2 separate regions of the Homo sapiens genome follow, and region 1 is linked to region 2. The links are chromatin loops, found by intact Hi-C in ENCODE. Cell type or tissue: tibial artery. All regions are shown on one strand. Each heading gives the region's core, and the rest is flanking DNA. Links, peaks and the distances in the headings are about the cores only. Region 1 overlaps ITPR1 (inositol 1,4,5-trisphosphate receptor type 1). Region 2 overlaps ITPR1 (inositol 1,4,5-trisphosphate receptor type 1).

The links. A loop is a pair of places that touch in the nucleus more often than their neighbours do. Peaks named below come from ENCODE experiments on the same cell type or tissue, not always from the same donor. Only the 100,000 strongest peaks of a DNase experiment are listed, where the experiment ranks them.
Region 1: a loop joins it to region 2, with 1.9 times the contacts of the local background. A loop is called at or near these places in 11 of 110 quality-filtered maps.

Annotation. Positions count from the first base shown.
Region 1 is chr3:4,740,713-4,743,621 of GRCh38, reverse strand. The region is part of intron 44 of ITPR1 (inositol 1,4,5-trisphosphate receptor type 1); the gene reads right to left. Among named protein-coding and RNA genes, the nearest start is that of EGOT, 9.4 kb to the left of the region's middle. In tibial artery, for the core only: no CTCF peak of the experiment used is centred there; DNase peaks (open chromatin) are centred at 1,711 and 2,603; H3K27ac peaks cover 2,500 bases.
Region 2 is chr3:4,803,756-4,806,664 of GRCh38, reverse strand. It overlaps ITPR1 (inositol 1,4,5-trisphosphate receptor type 1), which reads right to left. Exons shown (of 62, transcript NM_001378452.1): 55 at 398-562. Among named protein-coding and RNA genes, the nearest start is that of EGOT, 54 kb to the right of the region's middle. In tibial artery, for the core only: no CTCF peak of the experiment used is centred there; no DNase peak of the experiment used is centred there; H3K27ac peaks cover 2,426 bases.

The DNA of each region.
Region 1 (2,909 bases), core at 243-2,742, 63 kb after region 2:
AGCTCCTCTGGAAGCATGAACCAGGATGCACATTCTCCCCTGGGACCACCTCAAAGGGATTGTGCCTCTTATCACCAACCTGGAGGGACTCACAGATGAATGATGCTGACAAGTCTTGCAGTAATTTCTTGCCCCGAACTGGGAAACTGAATGCCAGTAGGTGCATGCATTACCTACTGTCTGCCGTCACTCAGAGAGCTGCGCTAAGGATGACCAGGGCAGAGTTGTGGGAACTGCCATCTTCTTCTGCAGGAGGGCTCACTCAAGTCTGATATGCCTAAGAATGTAACGACTTTTGAATTTTGAGCTTCCTCCTTAAGACCTGGATTTAGACCAATAATCCTCAAGGACTCCTGTTCAATAACAGTCCAGTTTCCTGGGAATGGTGAAGAAGGGTGTGAGGTGTTCAGGTCAAAGGCAGATAAAGTAGGAGGAAAGGAAGAGAAGGAGGGAAAGAAAGGAAAGGAAAAAAGGACAGACAAGACAATGGCCTGGGCCAGGGAGCACTTCAAACCACAAAGAAGTGACTAGATTGCTGTTTTTCTTTCTGCTTCATCCCAGAATGTCTCTCATTACTATTAGTGGCAAAAACCGCAATTACTTTTGCACCAACCTAAATAACCTGTACTCAAGGCAATGAAATTTCCCAATGTCCTGGAGTTCTAAAATCATTTTTAATATACAGTCAGAAGGACTTGGGTCAATTGAGTGTGAAAATAACATAAGACAGAGCGTCCCCCAGGCCTGCTGGATGATAAACCACTATGCAAAAATAGAAAATATCAGAAGTAGGATTTTAGACAGAAAACACATTTCACAAAATACAGCATGTATTTAAAATAAATAAAAATATTATTAATTAGAACCGAGCATGGTGGTCCGCACCTATAGTCCCAGCTACTCAGGAGGCTGAGGGAGGAGGAATGCTTGAGCCCAGGAGTTCAAGTCTAGCCTCAGCAACATAGCAAGACCCTATCTCTTAAAAATATATATGAACAAATAAAAATAAGAACCACATCATCTTGAGATCTTTGTATTGGCCAGATGCCACGTGAGGTGCTTTCTATAAATAGTCTGTGAAAACATCTCAGGAGTTCTCTGAGGTGGGAACCGTCACCATCCTATTCTCCAAGTCAGGAACCAGTGGGATGAGTGAGGTGGACTTCGCCAGGAGTCCTGAGGTGGGCATATAGGAGGCAGGGCTTGAGCCCAGGCTGTACCCACACCACAGAATCAGCAGCCCTGGCAGCAGCTCCACTTGTCTACCGGACCACACACTTTACCCTCATGTTCTTCGTAACTCCATAAGGAAGGGACTAGGCTTTTCCAACCCTCATTTTGCAGATGAGGAAACTGAGTTTCAAAGTGGCCCTGACAAACCCCAAGGTCACTGAAGGCTGGCAGGGGCAGAGCTGGAATTCCAGCACAAATATTGTGGTCTGGAGGCCCGCAGTTGATAGGCTCTCTCCTTCCAGGGGGTCCTCCCTGAGTCCCTAACCTTTACGCCACCATTTCTCAAAGGAGCCAAGCTGGTCCTTGAGCCAACCTGGGGTGGCTTTGCTGACCCCTCACAGCTTCCGCAGAAGGGCAGTGTCTCTGGGGACGCCTGCTGGGGACAAGTCACTGCCTCCCTCTTTCTTTAATGCCAACAGCTCTCGAACCCCCACGTGCAGGAGGAGAGCTGCCCTGACTCCACTGCTGGCTTCACTCCTTTCCCACATGGATAAAACCTGAGGTTAGAAAACACCGCTCAGAAGTGACTCATTCCTGACTTCCCTGCCAAAAACAACACCCATTTACGTAACTTGCTCACACACCAATCTTTTCCTCCTCCTCAGGGTGACTGCCCTGTCAAACCAAGGCTGATCTTCCTCACAAACTGGCCTTCCATTTCCAGCAGAGGCAAATCAAATTGCCCTTTCCGCCCTCATCTCTTTGCTAACTGGGGTCAGAGATAGCCCAACCAACGTGTCCCTCCCACACTGTGTTGGTGACTTCCGGAAGGGATGTGAGATTTCCTATCTAACACTTGTTCTTGGGCTGATTTCTTAAGCCAACCTCAAAAAAAAAAAAAGAGTGTGGTGTAGGAAAGGCCTCATGAACCAGGGATCACTCTCTCTGCTGAATTTGCAGGCCAGTTTCCTGACGGAGCACTTCTCACATTTTCCATCTCTAGCTGCTTACGTGCAGAAAAGAAAACCCTTTTCGGGTGTGTCTGTAGACTAGACTTTGGCATAGGAATAGACGTGGGCAGCCATTTGATACATGAAATTCCCAGTGCTTCTGAAACCAGAAGCAATTAGTCCAAAAAAATGTTTAACTATCTATCCCCATAATGTGCTAGGAGGTTCTCTATGGTCATGTCAGCATATATATCCCAAAACATCTGTATTGGCTTAAAAAAAACAAAAATAAAAAACGAGGTATGTCCAAAGATAGCCTGTCCTCCTCTTCATTCCAGGTAAGGACAGCCCCTGTCCTTCTGTAAGGAAGAGGAAGCGAAGGGAACTTCCCCCAGGCGCTGGTGGGAACATCTTAGGAGGAAGGAACATAGAAATTGGCAAGGACTCGAAGGACGGATATGAAAGTGCCGTGAGCCCTGCTGAGCCCCATGTGTGCCAAAAATTAATTCATAAGCAAATGCTTATTTTATAGTTTCCCACTTGCTACAAAACATCAAGCCACAAGGAAATATTTCTTCTGGGGGCTGACAGGAAGCGGGTGGCACCAGAGTGGGGAGAAAGAAAGCCGGAAGTTCTCTTCAAGACAAGCGTGATCCTATCACCTGACAACGTGTCACCCGTTTCTGGAAAATCCACGGGCTGTGGTACTGTCTCCTTGTTCCCATAAGCGGAGGGTTCAATGTGAAGCCTGCTCTGATGGCAGCCAGGTAGGAGAAGTCTGGGAGT
Region 2 (2,909 bases), core at 177-2,676:
CACAAGAAATGGACTCCCTGAGAGCTGTTGGATGACAGCCTCAAAAACACTCCTCTTGGTGTAAGTGCGGCTGAGTCTAAGAAGTAAAGAAAAACAAAGGTGCATGGAAAGGAAACATCTCCTGAACCTACTACAGGCATGTTCCATTACTGAGAAGTAACAGATCGGGAGTGCCCAGTACACAGTGCGGTTGTGTGACTCTTGAATTCCTGGGCTGACCCAATTCCTGTGGAGCTTTCCTCTCAGATCCCCCAAAGGCTGCCAACTGTGGAGCTTCAATCTTGGTGGACCAGGCACACCAATCACCATTAAAAGGAAGGGTCTGTGATGAGAGAGAGGACATAGGACACTCTCCTAGTTTCCCCACACATAAAATATTTCCACACCAGGTACTCACCAGCAGACTGTAGAAGAATTCATGGACAAAGAGCCCCATGGCACAGATCACCAGATACAACAAATGATAGAGGAACTCAACATCCAGAACCATGGCTCGGTAGCCTCTTGTGAATGTCCCACAGTTGCCCACAAAGCTCATTAGAAAGATGATTTTATTGCATACCTGAGAACAATGACAGGAACAGTCAGATGGCACGGACTGTGCCAAACTCTTCATGAGAGCAACGAGAGCATCTCACACAAATGTATTTCAGTCACCGTGCCCAAACAAACGCTTCCTTTTCCACCCGGTGCCCACCAAACCCGCCAAGACCCATTTGCAGATCTAAGTCATTTCATTACTTTGCTTTTCAGGCATATTACAAATTACATGGTAGTCAAATAACTTCATGCGCAACAGTAATCAAGTAGCATTTCTCTATGGCAAAAACAAAATTAACACATACTGAGATTATGATTTTCAAAATGAGATATGAATCATTTCTAACATTCTTGTATGAGTTAGTCAAACACAGAAGTCACCTCAATCCACGAACCCTGTGATCAGCATGATCAAAAGCATTTTCTGAATTTGTTACATTCTAGGCACTGTAAGGTGGCAATTTAATGAGCAGTGATCAGTTCTTGCCTTTCAATGCTCCTAAGTTCACAGGGAAAACAACAATTTTCTTGGGGGAAAAAAAATATAAGGGACTTCAGGATGAGTTCTATTCCCCTGCCCTCTCTTCTGGGAATAACTTCTAATTTTCCTTTGGGGACCATTCCTCTCTGAGTAGCAGTCTTTGAGGTCTGGGTGGGGCTCCAACCTGGCCATCACAATATTGTATTCCCCTGGGTACAATGACTGGTTTAGAGATAGACACAGGACCAAATGGAGCCAATGATGTCCACTGAGCTCTTTCTTGGGATTGCAGCCAAAGATAATTTTGTTCTTTCCCACTGACCTTGAACCTGAGCAGCTGTGAACTCTGGAGCTGCCACATTACCAACACTGAAGGCACCACCAGCACTGGGGACACAGAGCCAAAAGATGGCAAGGAGGAACTGGGCCCTGAGGACACTGTGTGAGCCCCTGTATCAGCTGTGCCTGAAGCGAGGCTGTTGGTTTCTTGGTCAAAATGAACCAATACATATTCTCCTTTGCTGAGGCTAGCATGGATTAGGTTTTCTGACATCTGCAACTGAAGGAGTCCTAACTGAACTACTGTGCAATATAGTCTCACCTTTGATAGAAACCCCAATGCCTGGAAGTCCATCTCTAGCAATATGTTGACAGAAAAACTTGGCTCAGGAGGAGGCCAGAGAGGGACCTCTCTGGATGCACTTGGTAAAACCATCTTCTGCTACTCTAGCTCCCTTGGCCACAGGTGCGGGGGAAATACTGCCAGTTAATCTGGTAGGTCGGTGTAAGTGAGCTTCTCGGCAATCAGATAAGCGAGGAAGCCGACACCCACAGATCGCTGCTGGCTTTCTCAGACAGGCTAAGCATTCAATCTGCCAATTTTTTCCAAAATTCTCACCTTTGCTAGTGGAGGGGATTTCAGAGGGTGGGAAAGTATCACTGATTCTGGATGATCCATGATGATGTGGTTTCAGGGAGAGGCAGATGGTGCCCTGGGTGACATCACACATTACAGCACCTCAAACACACCCCAGATCCTGCCAACTTAACAACAGGGTGATCCACTTCACCTGAGTCCATTCTCCCCTCTAACTTCTGCCCTAGTTTTCTCCATTGCTTCCCCAGGAAATAGCTGCTATTTGTGGTCTCAGCCTGCGGCTGGACTCTGCTTGTTAGTCTTAGATCTGGCTTCCATCCCCACCTCTCAACAGAGACAGCTCATGTGAAGTCTCCAAGGATTCTGCGCACCCAGCAGTCTTCCCGTCTGCTCTTAGCATCTTTCCCAGCTCCCTGCGGCGTGACAAGTCTCCCAGCGCACCCTGCTCACCACTCTCCCAGCTGGGCTTTAGGACCCCACCTTCTCCTCCTCCAGCTCTCAGAACTCCAATATTCTCTCTCTGTCTCCGTCCACAGGTACTTTCCCTCTCCCATACATTCCATGTGGGTGTTTCTCTCTTTTAAAATTCACTCTAGGCGGGGCATGGTGGCTCACGCCTATAATCCCAGCACTTTGGGAGGCCGAGGCGGGTGGATTGCCTGAGCTCAGGAGTTCGCGACCAGCCTGGGCAACACGGTGAAACCTCGTCTCTACTAAAATACAAAAAATTAGCCAGGCATGGCGGCACACACCTGTAGTCCCAGCTACCTGGGAGGCTGAGGGAGGAGAATTGCTTGAACCCAGGAGGCGGAGGTTGCAGTGAGCCGAGATTGTACCACTGTACTCCAGCCTGGGTGACAGATCGAGACTCTGTCTCAAAAAAAATGTAAAATAAAATTTACTCTAAATAATTATTTATTATAGCTGTTTGCCCCCTACCAGCTTATGTTGTTGTAAATGGTAATTAATTATCTCAGTTGAGTCTTTCCCCCAACTGATTTGTGTTAAAGA